2 separate regions of the Homo sapiens genome follow, and region 1 is linked to region 2. Evidence: read pairs that join two places in POLR2A ChIA-PET (ENCODE). Cell type or tissue: IMR-90. All regions are shown on one strand. Each heading gives the region's core, and the rest is flanking DNA. Links, peaks and the distances in the headings are about the cores only. Region 1 has its middle 22 kb from the start of PRF1. Region 2 overlaps PALD1 (phosphatase domain containing paladin 1).

Region 1 (11,167 bases), core at 1,809-9,808, 120 kb after region 2:
TTTCCCATTCTCCCCATTGAGGACTGCCCGAAAAACTATCTCACTTAAACATACGTAATGCAAAAGGATTGCAGAGGAGAAATCCAGTCCCATTCAGTTTTTGTTTTGTTTTGTTTTGTTTTGTTTTTAAAGAAAAAAGTTGATTAGCATAGTAACAGATCATCAGGCAATGATCTCTGGAAAGACATGCCCTACAAAATACATAAAATTTTTCATTTGATATTTTTAAATGAAGTAGAAGAGTTTTTAAAATGACAGAATTTAGGAAACTAAAGCATAAGTCAGGATTATAAAAATTAAGAGATGAGATAATTGGATACAAGGAAAATTTGAAAAGAGCTCACACAGAATTTAGTTAGGAAAAAACCATTTTTCTTTTCTAAAAAAAACCTCTAACCATTTTAGAAATAAAAAGAAGCTAGAATGAATAAATAACATAAATAATGTCATAAGAGAAATAGAAGATGAAACAGAGGAAATTAAAAAAATCAAAAGTGGAGACTGGTTTAAAAAAAGATATAAAGGTGATAGATATGGAAGATAGAGAAGATCCAACCCATGTATAAAAGAGACCTTAAAGAAGAAAACTGAAGTAATGAAACAGAATAAATACATACTGTAGTGAAATATGTTAACATACCTCTCTTTTTAACTGATAAAACAGGTGGACAATAAAATCAGTAAAGATACAAAAAAATTGAACAATGCAATGATAAGCTTGACCCAACTGACATATATAGGACACTGTACCCATACACCAAAGTGTTGATGAAAAGGCTAAACTTTGTAAAATATTTAAAGAGGCTTATTCAGAGCCAATATGAGTGACCATGGCCCAGGATACGTTCTCAAGAGGTCCTAAGAAAGTGTGCCCAAGGTGGTTGGGCTACAGTTTGGTTTTATACATTTTAGGGAACAAGAGTTGCAAGGAAAGACATAAGTCAATACATGGAAGGTGTACATTGGTTCAGCCTAAAGAGGTGGGATGTCTTATGGGGAGGGGACTGCTTCCAGGTCATATAGGTAGATTCAAAGATTTTCTGATTGGCAATTGGTTGAAAGAGTTAAGCTTTGTCTAAAGGCTTAAGAAGTCAGTAGAAAGGAATCCTTGAGCTAAGACAAGGGGGTTGTGGAAGCCAAGGCCCTTGTTACGTAGATGAAGTCTCATAGGTGGCAGCCCGCAGACAGCATGTGATGCCATACCAGAGTTAGGTTGGAATTTTGTGTTTTATTACTACAAAGAGTCTGTTTTGTCGGTCTTATGATCTCTCTTTTAATATTAATGCTGGCCAGTTGTGCCTAAACTCCAAAAGGGAGGGGGCATAATGAGGCCTCTCCAACTTCCCTTCCCATCATGATTTGGAATTCATTTTTTCAGGTTTTCCTTGGCCCAGAGGGAGTCCATTCAATCAGTTGGGTAGCTTAGGATTTTGTTTTTGGTTTACAAAAGAAATATGTCTTTTTTTCAAGTGCGTACTGAACATTTACCTAAATTGGCAATTTACTGGGCCATAAAATATCTCAAAACATTTCAATGGATTAAAAATTTACAGAGAATGTTACTCAGTGGATTAAGCAAGAAATCAATAACAAGAACAAAAAAACAAACAAACAAAAAATCAAAATGTTTGAAAATATACAAGGGTTAAATTACATTTAGCCTAAAGCTGCCTCCTTACATAGTTCAAGTTTGGCCTAAAGGTTTCTCAGTAAGTAATGAACTGTAACCTAACTGGATGTGTAAACAGACTATAACCTACTCTTTTATTTTATTTTATTTTTTTGACAGAGAGTCTCACTGTGTCACCTAGGCTGGAGTGCAATGGCACAATCTTGGCTCACTGCAACCTCCACCTCCCAGGTTCAAGTGATTCTTGTGCCTCGGCCTCGCAAGTAGCTGGGATTAGGTGCGCACCACCATGCCCAGCTAATTTTTGTATTTTTAGTAGACATGGGGTTTCACCATGTTGTCCAGGCTGGTCTTGAACTCCTGACCTCAGGTGATCCACCCGCCTTGGCCTCCCAAAGTGCTAGGATTATAGGTGTGGGCGACCATGCCAGGCCTTGTAACCTACTCTTGTAACAAGTAGGTCTTAGCCAATCACAGCAGTCATATTTCAACCACTTACAGGCAGCCAATGGTTCAAACCATGCTCAGATAAGGCAAACGCTTAGTTGCCTTTTGGATTGGCTGCCAAGCAACTAATCTGGCTGTTCCTGCGTCTCACTTCTGTTTTCTGTATTTCACTTTCCCTTTTCTGTCCATAAATCCTTTCCAACCACCAGAGTCACTTTGAACCTCTTCTGGTTCTAGGGACTGCCCAATTTGTGAAATGTTCTTTGCTCAATTAAACTCTGTTAAATTTAATTTGTCTAAAACTTTTCTTCTAACACCAATATCCTTCAAAATAAGTTCCAAATCAAAGAATAAGTCAGAAAATACTTTTAACTGAATGATAAAAATATGATACACTAAAATACATGGGATGCAACTAATATTATGTTTAGAGGGAAGTTTATGGTCATAAATGCACATTTCAGAAAAGGAGAAAGATTTAATATTGTAAAAAAACAAAATATGTTACTCTAAAATATGGTTTTAGCAGATCAGAATATGCCACTCCAAAATATGCCTCTGGCATAAGAATGATTTTGAGCTGATTATTATTATTTATTTATTTTTGAGACAGAGTCTCACTCTGTTGCCCATGCTGGAGTGCAGTGGTGCGATCTCCGCTCACTGCAAGCTCCGCCTCCCAGGTTCACATCATTCTCCTGCCTCAGCCTCCTGAGTAGCTGGGACTACAGGCACCTGCCACCATGGCTGGCTAATTTTTTTTTTTTTTTTGTATTTTTAGTAGAGACGGGGTTTCACCATATTAGCCAGGATGGCCTCGATCTCCTGACCTCGTGATCTGCTTGTCTCAGCCTCCCAAAGTGCTGGGATTACAAATGTGAATCACTACGCCTGGCCGAGCTGAGTATTTTTGATGGCAGTGGCTGCTGCCATCATGCTGGCTGCAGCAGGGAGGCACGGCTTTGGCTGCACACTCCATAAAGCTGGTGGGAGTTGGGAGGAGAGCTCTCTGGGTGCTGCTGCAACTGCCCAACCAGCAGCTTCAGACCCAGGCCTCCTGCTCTACAGAGCACACAGGAGACTCACCCTCCTGGGTGGGGCTACAGCCGTCCAAATTGCAGCTGTGCTCTTTGAGGAGGTCTGGGAGCAGGCAGGATCTGCCCTCCTGGGTGTGGCTGTGACCGCCCTCCCAGGTGCAGGAGCTGGTGTCTCTGCAGCCTGCACCCTCAGTGGCCTTAGGAAGGACACTCCTCCATCCCTCCAAGCTCAGAGGTGTCTTTTCCCACTGCCTGGCTTCTCTTCACTCATGGTGCCTCCTCTGATCTTGGAGGGGGTGTTGGGGCCAAGCCCAGGGGCCATGAATGGCAGTGGGAGGCAAATTGATTTTTGGGTGGAAGGAGGCAGGTCCCCAGTAAGGCCACACCTTCAGGCCAGGGAAGGTCTGAAGGCTGGGGACCGGGCTGCCAGTCCTGCAGATTGGCAGACTGGTGGGGGGACTTGTGGTGCCTCTTCTGGGCCTCCCATGGCCACCCAGGGACCAACTGGCATGTACTTCCTTCCCTCCAAGGCCCATAAAAGCCCAGGGCTCAGCCAGAGTGGGGCACAGGACGAAGAGGGCGGAGATGATGGGAGGACCACCTGCAAAGAGGAGTACTTTCTCTGCTGATAGCTGCAGAGACCTGCAGAAATGTCCAAATGACCTGCCTGCAGAGAGGAGTTATCCTCTCCAGGGCCTCCTTTTTGTGGAGAGCTGAACACTGGATGGGATGACCTGCCTACAGAGAGGAGCTACCCATTCCTCTAAGCTGTTCTAACACTAAATAAAACTCTTCTTCACCCTTCACTTGTCTGCATACCTCATTCTTTTGGATACAGGACAAGAACTTGGGCAATAGTGCTGTGGCCACAGAGGTTTCTGGCCAGAAAAGTCAACACCCTAGAGATCCCTTAAAATTTTGAGAAACTGCAGACATAGGAGAAGCTCTGAAAACACAGTAAAAATTACCCTTTTATAAGGGAAATTAAAAGCCATAAAGGAAATCTCCATTTGTAAAGATGTTTCCTGCTCAGTACCAGAAAGAGAAGAATGATGTTAAATCACTGGAAACTCTTATCAGTGGAGAAGGTATCAACTTAAATCTGCCTAACAAACCTTATCCTATTTTCTTTTCTTTTCTTTTTTTTTTTTTTTTTTTTTTGAGATAGGGTCTCACTTTGTTTACCTAAGCTGGAGTGCAGTGGCATGATCTAGGCTCACTGCAACTTCCACCCACTGGGTTCAAGCAAGTCTCCTGCCTCAGCTGGGATTACAGGCATGTACCACCATGCCCAGCTAATTTTTGTAATTTTAGTAGAGATGGGGTTTCACCATGTTGCCCAGGCTGGTCTCAAACTCCTGGCCTCAAGTGATCCGCCTGCCTTGGCCTCCCAAATTGCTGGGATTACAGGCATGAGCCACTGCACCCGGCTTGAGATTTTCTTGGGCATCTCCCCACAGCTGGCCTTCTTCACACCCTTGTATTTTTGTTTTAGCTGAAGATTATATCTAAGCCTGAACTCAGAGCCATCTCTTTGAGATTTACTCATTTACTCTAGGTATCTTATGTATGTTTGACCATAAACAAGTCTGTTGCAGTATACATGGTAAGTCAATACATCAACACTGAGAGTTGCATCAGAGAAAAAGTTTTAATCATAGGGCTGCCCAGCAAGGAGGCAAGAGGAAACTTCAAATCTGCCTCCCAGAGGAGTTGGGGGTTAGAGATTTTAAGGAGTTTGGAGTGGCCAAGGTGTGGAGATTGTTGATTGGTCAAAGAGTGCAGCGTGAAATCCTGGGATGGGGAGATGAAGAAACTGCATTCTCATGTTGATTCAGCTCCTCTGTGGGAGTCTTCAAGCTGATGGGCATCAGCTGTTCAGCTGGAATTCAGGATCTGAAAACATCTTAAGTAATTCTTTTTTTTTTTTTTTTTTTTTTTTGAGACGGAGTCTCACTTTGTCACCCAGGCTGGAGCGCAGTGATGTGATCTCGGCTCACTGCAAGCTCCGCCTCCCGGGTTCACGCCATTCTCCTGCCTCAGCCTCCCGAGTAGCTGGGAACTACAGGTGCCTGCCAACACGCCCGGCTAATTTTTTGTATTTTTAGTAGAGACGGGGTTTCACTGTGTTCACCAGGCTGGTCTCCATCTCCTGACCTCGTGATCTGCCCGCCTCGGCCTCCCAAAGTGCTGGGATTACAGGCATGAGCCACCGCGCCCGGCCATCTTAAGTAATTCTTAAACAAAAGCCTTAGGTGTCAGAGATCCTATCTGTAGGAACAGTGGGAATGCAGATGGTGGGGATCTAGTGCTACGTGACTTTAAATTAAAAGAAGTGCCGGGCTCAGTGGCTCGTGTAATCCCAGCACTTTGGGAGGCCGAGGCGGGCGGATCACATAAGGTCGGGAGTTCGAGACCAGCCTGACCAACATGGAGAAACCCCGTCTCTACTAAAAATACAAAATTAGCTGGGCGTGGTGGCACATGCCTGTAATCCCAGCTACTGGGGAGGCTGAGGCAGGAGAATCGCTTGAACCTGGGAGGCGGAGGTTGCAGTGAGCCGAGATCGCGCCATTGCACTCCAGCCTGGGCAACAGGAGTGAAACTCTGTCTCAAAAAAAAAAAAAAATAGATAAAAATAAAAAAAAAGATAAATTACAAAGAAGTGGGCCAAAGTGCAGCCTGCTTAGTGCTCCTAATGCTTAATAATGAGTATATTTCTGCCCAGAACACTGCATGTATTTCTTGTTAACCCTGAAAGGATGGTTTTATATGCATAAAGTATATGTGTTATTAAACTTCTGTTTGTTATTCTCTTGTCACTCTTTTGTTCCAGGGATCTGTCCTAACTAAGAACTATGAAGGTGTAAACCAAAATAAAATCCTAAAAGCTGGGCATGGTGGCTTATGCCTGTAATCCTAGCCTTTTGGAAGGCCAAGATGGGTGGATCACCTGAGCTCAGGAGTTTAAGACCAGCCTGGGCAACATGAAACCCTGTCTCTACCAAAAACAAAAACAAAAACAAAAACAAAAAACAACTGGGCATGATGGCATGTGTCTGTAGTCCCAGCTACTTGTGGGGCTGAGGTGGGAGGATCGCTTGAGCGCAGGAGGTGGAGGCTGCAGTAAGCCGAGATCGCACCATTACACTCCAGCCTGGGTGACAGAGTGAGACTCTGTCTCAAAGAAAAAAAATCCTAAGTCCCCCAGTAGACTGAATGAACCCTTTTGGCCAAGGGGATCCTAGGGAAACCTGAAAAACTCAACTCTAGGCCATGACAGTAAGGGAGGTCAGACACACCTTTTTATACCTCCTCCCTTTTAAGAGTTTAGGAACAACTGACCAGCATTAACATAAAATAGAGATCATAAAGCTGACAAAACAGATTATTTGTAGCAAATTCCAGCCTGACTCTGGGATAACATCACATGACAGATAGCAGACCCTGAAGGAAATAAAAATATTTTAGTCTAAAATATAATTATTTGACATATTTTAAAAGAGTCCTTCAAAGCCATCTTTTCAGGAAGCCTGCTACCTGGAGGCTTCATCTGCATAACAAGAACCTTGGCTTCCACAATCCCCCTTAACTCAAGCATTTCTTTCTACTGACTTCAGATTTTTAGACAAAGCTTAAGTCTTTCAACTAATTGCTAATCAGAAAATCTTTGAATCCACCTATACCTGTAAGTCCCTCCTTTAAAATGTCCTGCCTTTCTGGGCTGAACCAATGTACATCTTCTATGTATTGATTTATGTCTTTGCTTGTAACTTCTGTCCCCCACAAAATGTATAAAACAAAACTGTCAGGCCTCTGAGCCCAAGCCTGCACATATACATCCAGATGGCCTGAAGCAAGTGAAGAATCACAGAAGAAATGAAAATGGCCGGTTCCTGCCTTAACTGATGACACTACCTTGTGAAATTCCTTTTCCTGGCTCAGAAGCTCCTCCACTGGGCACCTTATGTCCCCTGCCCCTGCCCACCAAAGAACAACCCCCTTTGACTGTAATTTTCCACTACCTACCCAAATTCTATAAAACGGCCCCACCCGTATCTCCCTTCACTGACTCTCTTTTTGGACTCAGCTCGTCTACACCCAGATGATTAAAAACCTTTATTGCTCACACAAAGCCTGTTTGGTGATCTCTTCACACGGATGCGTGTGAGAAAAACTATTACTTGACTACTTTGGGCACACCTTCTCAGAACCTCTTGAGACTTTTCCGGGCCATGTTCACTCATAATGACTTAGAATAAACCTTTTAAAATATTTACAGAGTTTGGCTTTTTTTCCTCAATAAACAATAGAGAGAAAATTATTTTTCCTCCCTTACAATATCAATAATCAAAGTATACATCTAAAGATGTTTAAAAGAGGACAACAGATTAAATCCAAACAGTGGAGGAAGGAAATACTAAAGAGAAGAGCAAAAGTTAATGAAACAACCAGCTGTCATGGCTCACACCTGTAATCCCAGCATTTTGGGAGGCTGAGGCGGGTGGATCACTTGAGGTCAGGAGTTCAAGACCAGCCTGGTCAACATGGTGAAACCTTGTCTCTACTAAAAATACAAAAATTAGCCAGGTGTGGTGGCACACACCTGTAGTTCCAGCTACTCAGGAATCTGAGGCAGCAGAATCACTTGAACCCGGGAGGCAGAGGTTGCAGTGAGCTGAGATCATGTCACTGCACTCCAGGCTGGGAGACAGAGCAAGAATCTGTCTTGAAAAAAAAAAAGAGAGAGAGAGAGAAGGTACAAATTAGCAATATCAGAAATGAAAAAGGAGACATTACTACAGCACCTGCAAACATTAAAAAGGTCATAAGGAGATATTATGAACAATTTTATGCCAATAAATTTGACAATTTAGATAAAACAGTACATTTCCTTAAAACAATAGCTTACCAAAGCTAACACAGAAATACATTAAAAATCTGGGTAACCTATAGCCAGAAAATAAATGTTTTCTTTTTAAAAAATTGAGACTTGTGTACCATAAGACTTACCCTTTTAAGGTGTAAGATTCAGTAGCATTAAGAACATTCACAATGTTATACAATCATCATCATTATCTAGTTCCAGAACATTTTTACTATCCCAAAAAGAAACCTACTAATTAGTACTCTTTCCCCATTTACTCTTCCCCCATCCTATCCCCATGGCAACTGTTAATCTACTTTCTTTCTCTATGGATTTGCCTATTCTTGACACTTCATGTAAGTGGGATCATACAAGTTGTAGTTTGTTTGTTTGGCTTCTTTTACTTAGCATAATCCTTTCAAAATTCATCTACGTTGCAGAATTTATCAGTATTTTTCTTGATATTTCTGAATAATACTTCACTGTATGGTTATACCTCATAAGTTGATGGGTTGTTTCTATTTTCTGATTATTATGAACAATGGGGCTATGAACCTTCATATATAAGCTTTGTGTGAACATACACTTTCATTGCTCTTGGGTATGTTACTGGAAGTGGAATTGCTGGTTCTTATAGTAATTCTAGGTTTGACATTTGGAGGAATTGCCAAACTGTTTTCCAAAGCAGCTGCACCACTTCACATTCCCACGAAAAATGTATGAGAGTTCCAGTTTCTCCACAACCTAGCCAATTATCTTAGTCAGTCTGTTTGAGCTGCTATAACTAACTACCTTAGACTGGGTAATTTATAAACAATAGAGATTTATTGCTCATAGTTCTGGAGGCTGGGAAGTCCAAGATCAAGACACCAGCAGATTTGGTGTCTGGTGAGGGCTCACTCACTCCTTCATAGATGGCACCTTCTTGTTGTGTCCTTACATGTGAGAAGGGGCAAACAAACTCCCTTGGGGCTTCTTTTATAAGGGCACCCATCCCATTCCTTAGGGTAGAGCTTTCATGACCTAATTATCTCTAAATGCCCCATTTCCTAATACCATATTGGGAATTAGGTTTCAACATATAGATTCAGGGGCTGGGGGACACAAACATTCAAGACCACAGCATTGTCTTTTTGGTTGTAGCCATCTTAGTGGGTGTGAAGTGACATCTCATTTTGGTTTTGATTTATGTTTCCCTAAGGACTAATGTTGAACACAGTTTTATGTACTTATTGGTAATTTTGTATCTGTTATTTGGAGAAATGTTTATTCAGATACTTTGCCCATATTTTATTTCGGTATTTGTCTTTTTATTTAGTTGTAATTTTTTAATGTATTCTGGATACTAGATCCTTGTTAGACATATGATTTGCAAAAACTTTTTCCCACTCTAGGTTGTCTTTTCACTTTTTTGATAATGTTCTTTGATGCACAAAAGTTTCAAATTTTGATAAATTTCAATTTATTTATTTTTTTGCTTATGCTTTTGGTGTCATATCTAAGAAACAGTTGCCTAATCTGAAGTTGAAAAGATTTGGGCCTATGTTTTCTTCTAAGAGTCTTATAATACAGTTGACCTTTGAACAAGACAGGTTTGAACTGTGCAGGTCCACATATATGTGGATTTTTTCCAATAAATATATTGGGAATTTTTTTGGAGATTTACAACAATTTGAAAAAACTCACAGATGAACCACATAGCCTAGAAATATTAAAAAAAAAACATAAGAAAAAGTTAGGTATATCATGAACGCATAAAATATATGTAGACACAGTTTATTTTATTATTTACAACCATAAAATGTACACAAATCTATTATAAAAAGTTAAAACTTATCAAAACTTACAAATACAAACACTGACCTTATAAGGCACCATTCAGAGTTGAGAGAAACGTAAACAAATGTAAAGATACAGTATTAAATCATAATTGCTTCAAAACAACTGTAGTCCATACTGCACTATTGTGATAACTGCATAGCCACCTCCTGTTGCTATTGCAGTGAGACCAAGTGTTGTGAGTATCTGCCTAAAACACCATGTGATGCTAATCACTCCATGTGGGCAGCTCATCTCTCCAGTAAAATTGCATATCACAGTAAAAAGTGATCTCTTGGCCAGGTGTGGTGGCTCATGCTTGTAATCCCAGCATTTTGGGAGGCTGAGGAAGGAGGATCACTTGAGCCCAGGAGTTTGAGACCAGCCTGAGCAACATAAGGAAACCCTGTTTCTACAAAAAATAAAAACAATTAGCCAGGTGTTGGCACCGATCTGTGGTCCCAGCTACTAGGGAGGCTGAGGTGGGAGGATTGCTTGAGCCCAGGAGGTTGAGGCTGCCACTGCCATGATCATGCCACTGCACTTTTTTTTGGGGGGGGGAGGGGGAAAAGGTCTCACTCTGTTGCCCAGACTAAGTGAGAATCTCTATGGTTCTCATGTTTTGTTTTGTTTTTAATTGCATTTAGTGCAATACCATAAATCTTGAATAACACCAGGGGACCCATATGAAGTGCCACTAGAGATGCTGGAGGTGTTACCAAGTATTAGAGAAAAGTCATTACATTACAAGAAAAAGTTGAATTGCTTGATATGTACCATAGATTGAGGTCTGCTGCTGCAGTTGTCCATCATTTCAAGACAAATGAATCCAGGATAAGGGCTATCATAAAAAAAAAAGAGAAGGAAATTAGCAAAATTGTTGCTGCAGCCACAACAGCAGGCATAAAAACTTTGCACTTGTTTTGAAATACCCTTGTATTTAATATTTAAAATGCAGCTTTTATGTGGGTGCAGGATTGCTGTAATAAAGACATACCTATAAACTCTAATATGATTCAAGAAAAAGCAAAGGCATTACATGACAACTGAAAGCAAAAAGAAGGTGAAGGATCAAAAGCTGGAGAACTTAATACTAGCAAAGGATGGTTTGATCATTTAAGCCAAAGAGGTTTGGCTTAAGAAATGTCAAGATGGGATGCTGAGCCGAAGCTGGACTGTACTGCTGCCATCTTGGCTCACTGCAACCTCCCTGCCTGATTCTCCTGCCGCAGCCTGCCGAGTGCCTGCCATTGCAGGCGCGTGCCGCCACGCCTGACTGGTTTTCGTATTTTTTTGGTGGAGACGGGGTTTCGCTGTGTTGGCCGGGCTGGTCTCCAGCTCCTAGCCGCAAGTGATCTGCCAGCCTCG
Region 2 (11,167 bases), core at 1,130-9,129:
TGTGTCTGGCTTAAACATATAACATAATGTCCTCAAGGTTCATCCGTATTGTAGCATGTGTCAGAATTCATTTCTTTTAAAAAATGTTAACATTTATTTTATTTTTCTTTAGAGATGGGGTCTTGCTCTATCACCAGAGCTAGAGCGAGCACAGTGGCATGGTCCTAGCTCACTGCAACCTCAAGTTCCTGGGCTCAAGCAATCCTCCTGTTTCAGCCTCCCAAGTAGCTGGGACCACAGGAGTGTGCGCCACACCTGGCTAATCTTTAAAATTATTTTTTATCGAGGTGAGATCTTGTGTTGCCCAGGCTGGTATCAAACTCCTGACTTCAAGCAGTCCTCTTGCCTTAGCCTCCCAAAGTGTTGAGATAACAATCATGAGCCACTATGCCTGTCCTGTTTTGTTTTTTTTTTTTTGAGGCTGTAATTGTTCTTTTGAGCATATTTGAAAGGTATCGCACAGACTGGGCGCGGTGGCTCACGCCTGTAATCCCAGCACTTTGGGAGGCTGAGGTGGGTAGATCACCTGAGGTCAGGAGTTTGAGACCAGCCTGGCTAACATGGTAAAACCCGGTTTCTACTAAAAATACAAAAAATTAGCCAGACGTGGTAGCGCGTGCCTGTAAACCCAGCTACTTTTGAGGCTGAGGCTGGAGAATTGCTTGAACCTAGGAGGCAGAAGTTACAGTGAGCCAAGATCGCCCCATTGCACTCCAGATTGGGCAACAAGAGCAAAACTTTATCTCAGAAAAAAAAAAAAAGGTATCATACGTCTTTGGGATTGAGTGAGGGGGTCAGCTTGATGGTGAGAGTGGCAATAAATAGCATTTGTTATGTTTACCAGGTGCTAGCACTTTCCTTACATTGTCTCATGTAATCCTTACCATATCCCTATGAAGTAGGTATTAACATTATCCTTATTTTACACATAAGGGAACTAGGCTCAGAGAAGTTCGGTAACTTAGCCAAGGTCACACAGTAAGTCACGGGCAAGCTAGGTTTGGATGCCAGTTCTGCCTGGCTCTACAGCCAGTGCTGTGTGTTTCTGACCCCAGCTCTGGCCCTTCCTTCTTCAATACCAGGCTTAGAGTTATTTCTTCAAATCCTTCTTGTCACCTCTCTGGCCTGAGTGTGGAGCTGATTGGTGCCATGGTATGGGCCCCTCCTCCCAGCCCCAGGTCCCCTTCCTGGGCCCCAGCTTCTTCTGAAAGCCTCTTTATGCAGCAGCCTCTGGGCCAGGCGGGAGTGTCTGCAGGGAGGTGGGCCTCAGAGCCCGCAGTGTGAGGCTGGCAGGGGCGGCTTGGCCTGGGGTGGCCACACGGCAGGATGTCCCTCTTGGCAGGACTTTCCCTGAAAAAACAGCTACCAGGACTTCAGGATGGAAGGGACAGATAAACAGGAAGAGGGAGAAACTTAAAAATATTTTTCTTCCTCTCCCGTGGCCTGGCATTTTCTCCCTGCTCCTCCCTCTGCCACTGGAGGTTTGAGGTGGTGGAGTGCTTGCTCCCCTGCCCGAAGCTGCCCGGGGGCCTGGAGAGCCACAGCTGGCAGGTGCAGGTTCATTCTTGTGGGTTTTGTTTTGCCTGATGGGCTGGTGTGAGCCTAGGCATTCAGGGCCAGACGGCCTGAGTTTGAATCTTTGCTCCACTGTTTCTTTGCTGTGGGTTCTAGGCCAAGTCACTCAGCCTCCTGATGCATCAGAATGGCCACAATCTGTAGCTGCAGGGCTATTTGGAGAAATGATATGGCAGTGACTCTTTGTCACGCTCCAGCTGTGACACTCAGGTGGATCTGTACAGGGGTTTTCTCAGTTAGTCCTCATGGCCTCAGAGGTGGGTGTGGGCATGGACTTCACTGACAGGTGTTGAAGCATAGAGAGGTGGAGCTTCAGTCAGGGGCATCAGGCTGGTCGTGGTGGAGCTAAGGCTCGAGCCCACACAGTCTGCATTCAACGCCCTGCTTGCTCATTGGTCTGGTGTGTGGTACCTTGGCACGTGGTACTATTGGAACTGTGAACTTCTTTCTTAGTTTGGGGTTGGTGGGGTGAGCTTTGCACCCCAGATGTCCCAGAGCAGTACCCACCCTGTTGCTCAGGTGCCTCCACATGGTGCCTCCTCCCTGCAGCCCCACTAGGTGGACACAGGCCGTGGTCGTGCTTCTCTCCCATTGCCACAGCTGGGCAGCACATCACACCCCGCAGAGCAACACCTAAGATCCTGGCATGGTCCCCAGGGACTGGGGTTCGGCCTACCCCACCTCATCCTATATTCTGGCCTCACAAGCACCTTAATTCTTCCCACAATACTATACAGGAGGCACCTCTCTCTATGCTGCTCCCTCTGTGCAGAGTGTGCTTCCTCCCCCTTCCGGTCTATCAAATGTTGCTCATCCTTTAAGTCCCAGCTCTGTTCCTTTTTCGGGAAGCCTTCCCAGAGTTCCCGACCATTAGTTAACGTCTTCCGCCACTGTGCAGCTCGGTATAATGGGAAAGGTGCTGGAGTCCCTGCGCTTCTGTCAGCCTCTCTGTGCCTCAGTTTCCTCATCTGTGGATTGGGGATTATAGGGGTGGGGGAAGGAGAAAGCTTGGACTCTCTTGCTCTGGTCCGTGTGGAGTTGGCTGGAGCCGGTGCAATATGGCCCTCTTAGGGTTAAGTTCCTCCCATGCCAGGGGCGGAAGTGAAGAGGACAATGTGTGAAATGAAGTCACTTCCCTGCCGGGGGTCTGCCGTGTGCCTGGCCTTCTGCAGTAAATCCTGTTTCCTCCTTGGCCTCTGTATGCCCACCCATTCCTGGCTCCCATGACCCCACAGGCCACCAGCAGGTGGGGGCTCCTGATGGAATGTTGGCCTGTCTTTCATCCGGCAAGGTCACTTCCTGTCTGGATAAGCCATCCCACCTTTCCTGCCACTGAGGGAGGCTACATGAGGTCAAGTGCAATGCCCAGCCTGCTCCTTTTACTCCTGGGGATGCTGAGGCCCAGGGAGGGGAGAGAACTTCCTGGGGTCAGGCCTCCAGACCACACTCCAATTGTGGGGAGGACTGTGTGGGCCAGGGTGCCTCCTGTGGTTGTTTCTGGGGAAAACCAGGCCTCACAGGCCTGCTGCATGAGGTGAGGAAGTTTCTCGGCCTCCCTGGGCCTCCATGGAACCTGGGGGAACCTGAGTGTAAGAACCATCCTGAGAACTAACCTGGTCTGGCCAGGACATCATGGCCTTATTTAACCTTCACTGCCCTGCAGGAGAGCGAGGCTCAGAGAGGCCAAGCCATGGGCCTCTGGTGAGGGACAGCGCTGGCGTCTACGCAGCTCCTTCTTACCCCACTGGCCAGTTTTCCCATGAGAAGGTGTTGAGCGTTCCAGCAGTGGCACCTCGGGAGCGTCCTCACCCCGTGGGGTCAGGGTCCCTTGGGCTGTGAAGCTGTTGCAGAACCATGGTTGCTGGTGTCAGTGGCCACTGTGTAGTTCTTTTTTGTCTTTCTTTTTTTTCTAAATAGTGTATGTTTACTGTAGGGAAATGAGAGAAAATAAAGATATCCAGGAAGATGAGAAAAATCATCTGAGATCCCATTTTTCAGAGATAAGTACGGTTCACCATTGATGTTTTGAGATTTGTCCTTCCAGACATTTTTACTCTGTGTGTGTGTGTGTGTGTGTGCGTGCGTGCATGCATACCTGTGTTCATGCACATTTGTATACAAGAGGCCTCCCCCTTTTTAATGGAACAAAACTCTAAAATCCTGTAGTGTCTTTTTTTTTTTAAACTAGACATATAGTAGATATTTTTCTACATCAGTAAATAAGCTGCTATTTCATTCGAAGTTTGACATCCATAAAAGAGCCAAGGACAGTGGCTCATGCCTGTAATCCCAGTGCCCTGGGAGACTGAGGCAGGAGCATTAGTTGAGGCCAGGAGTTCGAGACCAACCTGGGCAACATAGTGAGACCCTCATCTCTACAAAAAATACAGACTCCTGTATCCCATCACCACACCCTCTTCCTGCTCTCAACAGGACTTCTTGCCTGACTTCCAACATTATAGACTAGTTTTGCCTGTTTTTGAGTTTTAGATAAATGGAATCATGTAGTATTTGCTTATGTTGGCTTTTTTCGCTCCATGTCCTGTTAAGGATGTTCATCTGCTGCTCCATCCATTTTGATGGCCTTAATGACATCCATGATACATTCAGCTTCAAGCACTGTTGATGTGAAAGACATTTCTAATCTTTCACTAATATCAACAGAACTGTACTGGATACCTTTGTGGCCCTGTCTTTCCCTGTTTCCTTTGGATACATTGATAGAAGGATTGCAGGGTCAAAGGGTCTGCAGGACAGTTTTGTTGATATTAGTGAAAGACTAGAAATATCTTTCACATTCATAGTGGTTGAAGTGGAATGTATCATGGACGTCATTGTGTAGTCATGAAAATGGATGGAGCAGTGGTGGATGAATATCCCTAACAGGATATGGGGCAAAAGAAGCCAATGTAAGCAAATACTACATGGTTCCATTCATCTAAAAAGGCCACTTTAAAGATATTTTAGAATTATTACCGGTTTACATCCTGCCAGGTGCTCAGGAGAGAGCCCGTCCCCAGTGCCCATGCCCACATGGGTGTTTCCACCCTGGTTCACCTCCGATGTGATGATGGACACTGCATGGTTTTCATTGTTTCTGGGTTCTCTTCTCTTCTCTTTTCTCTTCTCTCTTTTCTTTTCTTTTGGAGTTTCGCTCTTGTTGCCCAGGCTGCAGTGCAGTGGCGTGATCTCGGCTCACTGCATCATCTACCTCCTGGGTTCAAGCAATTCTCCAGCCTCAGCCTCCTGAGTAGCTGGGATTACAGGCATGCACCACCATGCCCAGCTAATTTTGTATTTTTAGTAGAGATGGGGTTTCTCCATGTTGGTCAGGCTGGTCTCAAACTCCCGACCTCACGTGATCTGCCTGCCTCGGCCTCCCAAAGTGCTGGGATTATAGGGGTGAACCACCATGCCCAGCCGATTTCTGGGTTTTCCATTACAAGTTAGGTTGGACATTGTGTCTCATGTTCATTGGCCATTTGTATTTCTTCTCTTTCTATTTTGCTTGTTATTTTTGGTCTGTTTTACTTTCAAAATGTACTTGTTTTCCCATTTGTTTGAAAAATAATCCATATGTTGAATGACAGATAATAGGCCGGGCACAATGGCTCATGCCTGTAATCCCAGCACTTAGGGAGGCCAAGGCGGGTGGATCACCTTAGGTCAGGAGTTCGAGAACAGCCTGGCCAACATGGCAAAACCCCGTCTCTACTAAAAATACAAAAATTAGCCGGGCATGGTGGTGTGTGCCTGTAATCCTAGCTACTCAGGAGGCTGAGGCATGAATCGCTTGAACCTGGGAGGCGGAGGCTGTGGTGAGCCTATATCACGCCACTGCACTCCAGCCTGAGTGACAGAGCGAGACTCTGTCTCAGAAGAAAAAAAAGAGAATGACAAATAATAAAAATACATTGAAAATATTTTTATCCAGTTTGTCATTTGCCTTGTAACTTCGTGTTTTGTTTTTTTCTGATTGGTCAAAAGCTGATTATTTTTTATGCAGTCTGATCTGTCCACTTTAACTTTTATGTGTTCTGCCTCCAGAATTTTGTGTAGAAAGTTCTTTTCTGTCCCAAGATTATACAAATATTTACTTACATTCTCTTCTTTCATGTCTGTGGCTTCCTTTGTATCACGTCTTCTTTTATCCTTCCGCACTTCCTTTGGGAGCGTGATGTAAGATGAGGGGCAGCTATAAAGAGCATGCCTGGGAAGCCTGGCTGCCTGGCTTTGAGCCCTGCTCAGCCACCTGCGCACCCTTGGGGCAAGTTAACCCGGACCATCTGGGCCTCAGTGTCTGCACCTGCAAAAATGGGAGTAAGGCAAGGGTTATGAAGGTGAAATCAAACTGTTTGTAAACGTATTCTCAGGGCTCCTTTACACTTAAAAATTGACGACTCTAAGAGCTTTTGTGTGGCTTGTATACATATATCAATAGCTACCACACTGGAAATTGAAACAGTATATTTAAAAACACATATTTCGGCTGGGCATGGTGGCTCACGCCCGTAATCCCAGCACTTTGGGAGGCTGAGGTGGGTGGATCACCTGAGGTCAGGAGTTCGAGATCAGCCTGGCCAACATAGTGAAACCCTGTCTCTACTAAAAATACAAAAATTAGGCATGGTGGTGCATGCCTGTGATCTCAGCTACTCGGGAGGCTGAGGCAGGAGAATCACTTGAACCTGGGAGGCGGAGGTTGCAGTGAGCCGAGATCGTGCCACTGCACTCCAGCCTGGGTGACAGATTAAGACTTCGTCTCAGAAAACTAACAAACAAAAACACGTATTTATAAATTCATTTATAACAAGCCTATTATGTGGTAACATAAATAAAATCTATTATTTTTCCTGGAAAATAACTGTATGTTCCAAAACAAAAAAATTGAATAGGAAGCGTGGCATTGCCTTTCAGATTTGCAAGCCTCTTTCGTGTCTGGCTTAACAGAAGACAGCTGGATTCTCATGCCTGCCTCTGCATTCAATCTATTGTGATACATTGTTTTGACTGAAGTATGGTGAAGAAAATCGGCTTCACCACAGATATGTAATGTGAAAAGGGAGGAATATTTTATTAGCTTCTAGATATTTTCCTTTGATCCTATGTAAAAATTTGACAGGTGGTTGATTCTTAAAGCTAGTTGAAATGTGGAATCTGAAAGCACATTAATGAACATTTTGTACCTCGTCACGTTAAGATCCACTGGACTGTGTTGCAGTGCGAATGGCTCCGTTACGGGATTTTGTAATATCAGGCATCTGTCTTTGGGAAAATATTGGCCCTGTGTGTTACACAGATCTTCCAAATGTGGATACATTTCATGTCAACATTTTAAAAAAGTCACATCTGTTACTATCGTCACACCTATTATCAGAAAAATCTTTCTGTTTTCAGCAGCTTTTGAACTCACAGTGGGTGACACACGCTTTCCAAAATTCTAATTTTCCCTTGAAAGCTCCAAGCTCCAACTTTATTATTGGCAACAAATTAAGTCAGTTGTTTTCTTTGAAGGGACAGGCTCACTTTACTCATTTTTGTGAAAATATCTGCCATGGCCAGGTGTGGTGGCTCACGCCTATAATCCCAGCACTTTGGGAGGCCGAGGGAGGCGGATCACCTGAGGTCGGGGGTTCGAGACTAGCCTGTTCGAGACCAACATGGAGAAACCCCATCTCTACTAAAAAAAATACAAAATTAGCCGGGCATGGTGGTGCATGCCTATAATTTCACCTACTCGGAAGGCTGAGGCAGGAGAATCGCTTCAACCCGGGAGGCGGAGGTTGCCGTGAGCCGAGATCACGTCATTGTACTCCAGCCTGGGCAACAAGAGAGAAACTCTGTCTCAAAACAAAACAAAACAAAACAAAACAAAACAAAACAAAACAAAAAAACAAATCAGAAACTGTCTGCCAAATACTCATATCTGAAAACCCACTGTTTGTCTGTTGGTCATTCTGTCAAGTAAAAATGTTGTTCCCGGCCAGGTGCAGTGGCTCACGTCTGTAGTCCCAGCATTTTGGGAGGCTGAGGTGGGCGGGTCACTTGAGCCCAGGAGTTGGAGACCATCCTGGACAACATGGCCAAACCCCATATCTACCCAAAATACAAAAGTTAGCCGGGCATGGTGGCGCATACCTGTAGTCCCAGCTATTTGGGAGGCTGAGGTGGTGGGAGGATAGCTTGAGCCCGGGTTGAGGATGTGGTGAACCGTGATCGTGCCACTGCACTCCAGCCTGGGTGACAAAGCAAGACCCCATCTCAAAAAAAAAAAATAGTATTCTTTGGACTAGAGGCTGGGTCAGCTCCAACTCTGACGAGCTCTGTGTCATTCTTGGGCCTTACATGCACTTCCCGTTTTATCACACAGAATGTCAAATGGACATGTACCCAAAGGCTAAGATTCAGTGAAACTAATCATTTTTACTGCCTCATCATGGACCCTTACGTGACATTGGTGAATTTTGTCACCGCGAGTGCATATCTCTGGGAACACAGTGAGACCGGCCCATTTTGGGGCTGCTGCCTTGTTCTACTGAGACTCTAGCAGTTTCACCCCCTTCATGGCTTTTGAGCCACCAAATGTCATTCCAGTGAAAGGCAGTGACGTCTTAGTGCTGCGGTGAGAATCCTGTTGACCTCTGGACCCCTGGAAGGAAGGCGCTGGGCCCTGGGGTCTGTGGAGCCTGCTTTCAGAACTGTAGGATTAGATGACAGATGCACGGCTGAGCACAGTGCCTGGCACGCTCTTGGAGTCCAGTACATGTTACCTGCTGCCATTATTATCCTTTCCCCCAACTAACCTGAGTGACACTGCCTGGGGGAGTGGAGGTGGAAGCCATTGGGTTAAGAATTCAGTGTTTGTGATTTCAAATCCTGCTCAAGGTGCTAACATGTTTGGTCCTCAGGAGTGAGTGAAGGGCCCAGGGGACTTGATAGGTGCCCCATTTTACTTGCCCCTCTGAGCAGCAGGGAGGGCACGACTCATCGAGAGACCCAGGGGTCTCAATCAGGCAACTCTCCCTCATGGGTGGAATCTGCCTCTCAGAGAGGAGCCCTCTGTCTTCCTTCTGACCTGAAAGGGCTTCCCTGGCCTCTGGCCTCCATGTGTCCTCCTCCTTAGCCTTCTCACCTGGGGGTGGGGGTGGTCAAAGGTCAGCGCCTTCCACCCAGCATTTTCTTTCAGGCAGTCAACACATGGTGGCCACTTATGGACTGTATGTTGTACTGTGGGACCTGGACTAAAACCCCATCTGTGCTGTCTGGTTTATTCTCACAACACAGACACCTGCAAAGTTGATCCTTTAAAAAAATTATCTTTCTATTAAAAAAATTATCTTTCTATTAAAAAAAATTTTTTTAGGACAGGCACGGTGGCTCGTGCCTGTAATCCTAGCACTTTGGGAGGTCGAGGTAGATGGATCACCTGAGATCGGGAGTTCAAGACCAGCCTGGCCAACATGGTGAAACCCCGTCTCTACTAAAAATACAAAAAAAAAAAAAAATTAGCCGGGCATGGTGGCGGGTGCCTATAATCCCAGCTACTTGGGAGGTTGAGGCAGGAGAATCGCTTGAATACAGGAGGAGGAGGTTGCAGTGAGCCGAGGTAGTGCCATTGCACTCCAGCCTGGGCTACAAGAGCGAAACTCTGTCTCAAAAAACAAACAAACAAACAAAAAATTTTAGAGACAGGGTCTTGCTCTGTCACCCAGGCTGGAGTGCAGTGGTGCGATCACAGCTCACTGCAGCCTTGACCTGGGCTCAAGTGATCCTCCCACCTTAGCCTCCCAAGTAGCTGGGACCGAAGGTGTGCACCACCTTGCCTGGCTAATTTTTGTACTTTTAGTAGAGATGGGGTTTCGCCACGTTGCCCAGGCTGGTCTCGAACTTGTGGCCTCAAGCTATCCGCCAGCCTTGGCTTCCCAAAGTTCTGGGACCATAGGTGCATACCACCACACTGGCTAATTGTTACATTTGTATGTTTTGTGTGTGCGTGTGTGTGTGTGTGTGTGTGTGTGTGTGTGTGTGTGTGTGGTGTATGTATGTGTTCGTAGAGATGAGGTCTCACCATCTTGCCCAGGCTAGCTTTTTATTGTTTTAAAAAAATTTTCCCTGTTTTGTTTATCCAAGTGGCTCCTTTGTGCCAAGCACAGGCCAGGCCCTGAGGATGCCAGTGAAGGCCAGCACCAGGTCCTGCCTGGTGGGTCCCCAGGGAGACCCCTGTGGTGGGAAGGCACGGAGGGGAGGATAAGGAAGCCTCCTGATGCAGGGAGTGGGCTGGACAAGAAGATTGAGCCAGTCAGGAAGATGTGGAATGAGTGATTGGGGGGCTGGTGTGTGGCCCTCAAACTTCGCTGCTCCACGGAAGAAACAGCAGCATCTTTTCTGTCGCTGGAGGAAAACTGGCTGGGCCAGACCATTTGAGAGACGGCCCAGCCTTGTTGTTTATGGAATATGTCAAGGATCTTCAAAGGCAACATTTCTGCCATCAACAGACTGCAAAACACCCTGCTCCCACCCCCTGGTCCAGTAAGATGCTCCTCGGCTTTCTTATTATTTTTGTTATTGATGTTGATTATTTGCCAAGGCCTGTTGATGGTGCCCATTCTAGGGACTGTGAGGAGGTGCACTGGCTGGAGTTTAGGGCATGGGAGTTGGGGAGCAGCAGGTTGGAGAAGGGCTGGGCCAGCCCAGCGTGCTCCTGGACTGCCACATGCTGCGCCCTGAGTCCAGCTGATATGCTTAAGGTAGAATCTGCCTCCTCAGAAGCAGGGTCACTGGCCCCAGCTGGACGTGCCCAGTGATGCGCATGAGCACGAGGTGCCATAGAGAGTGAGGAGCAGGAGAACCCTGTCCCAACGCCACCACCCACTGTTCTTGTGACTGTGGGCAGGTCTCCGGCCACCCGTGGACCCCAGTTTCCTCCTTTGTAAAATGAAAGGGTCAGACTTGGGTCTCAAAGGTACTTCTGGCTCTCAACTCTAAGATACACGTGGGTGCCCAGGGTGGGTTTCGACTCTGTATGGCGTGTGTGTGTGTGTGTGTGTGTGTGTGTGTGTGTGCAGGCCTGTGGGAGCTGCGGAACCTGTGTGTGTGTGTGCAGGCCTGTGGGAGTTGCGGGACCAGGCCCAGGGCAGGTGAAGGGCTGGTCTGAGCCCCTGCCCTGGGTACAGACCTGGACGTTTCATGTGCTCTGCACCCACAGTAGGGGAACCCTGCAGCACGGCAGCTTCCTCTGTATTTGTTCTTGAGCTGAGGCAGATGTTTCCTCCAGCTGGCCACTCGGCCCTCTGCCGTCCCCCAGAGTCGGGCCCTATTTTTAGCTCCATTGTTACTCACCCTGGGCATCTGGCTGCCAGGGGCGTGTGAGAGGCCATGGCTCCGGAAGGGGTACTCTCCCCCTGGGTCCCACGTGTTCTTTGCCCCCTGCCGGTCCCTGCTCTAAGCTTCCTAGTGTCCGTTGGGAAAGCTGGGGTGGCTTCAGTGGAGGAATGAGGGAGTGGCAGGTGAAGTGCAGGAAGAGCCAGCTGCGGAAACGGAGGCTGGGCTCTGTCTTGTACTGTAGAGAACTCTCTGGCCTGTTTTTTCACCT

Evidence for each region. ChIA-PET counts read pairs that join two places held together with the same protein. Peaks named below come from ENCODE experiments on the same cell type or tissue, not always from the same donor. Only the 100,000 strongest peaks of a DNase experiment are listed, where the experiment ranks them.
Region 1: POLR2A ChIA-PET joins it to region 2 with 5 read pairs; 2 of 35 experiments call an interaction of 5 or more read pairs at or near these places.

Annotation. Positions count from the first base shown.
Region 1 is chr10:70,619,514-70,630,680 of GRCh38, forward strand. No RefSeq gene overlaps it. Among named protein-coding and RNA genes, the nearest start is that of PRF1, 22 kb to the left of the region's middle. RefSeq lists an enhancer at 5,774-6,363. In IMR-90, for the core only: no CTCF peak of the experiment used is centred there; no DNase peak of the experiment used is centred there; H3K27me3 peaks cover 778 bases.
Region 2 is chr10:70,498,183-70,509,349 of GRCh38, forward strand. The region is part of intron 1 of PALD1 (phosphatase domain containing paladin 1); the gene reads left to right. Among named protein-coding and RNA genes, the nearest start is that of PALD1, 25 kb to the left of the region's middle. RefSeq lists enhancers at 757-1,518, 1,519-2,278. In IMR-90, for the core only: no CTCF peak of the experiment used is centred there; a DNase peak (open chromatin) is centred at 4,429; H3K27ac peaks cover 159 bases.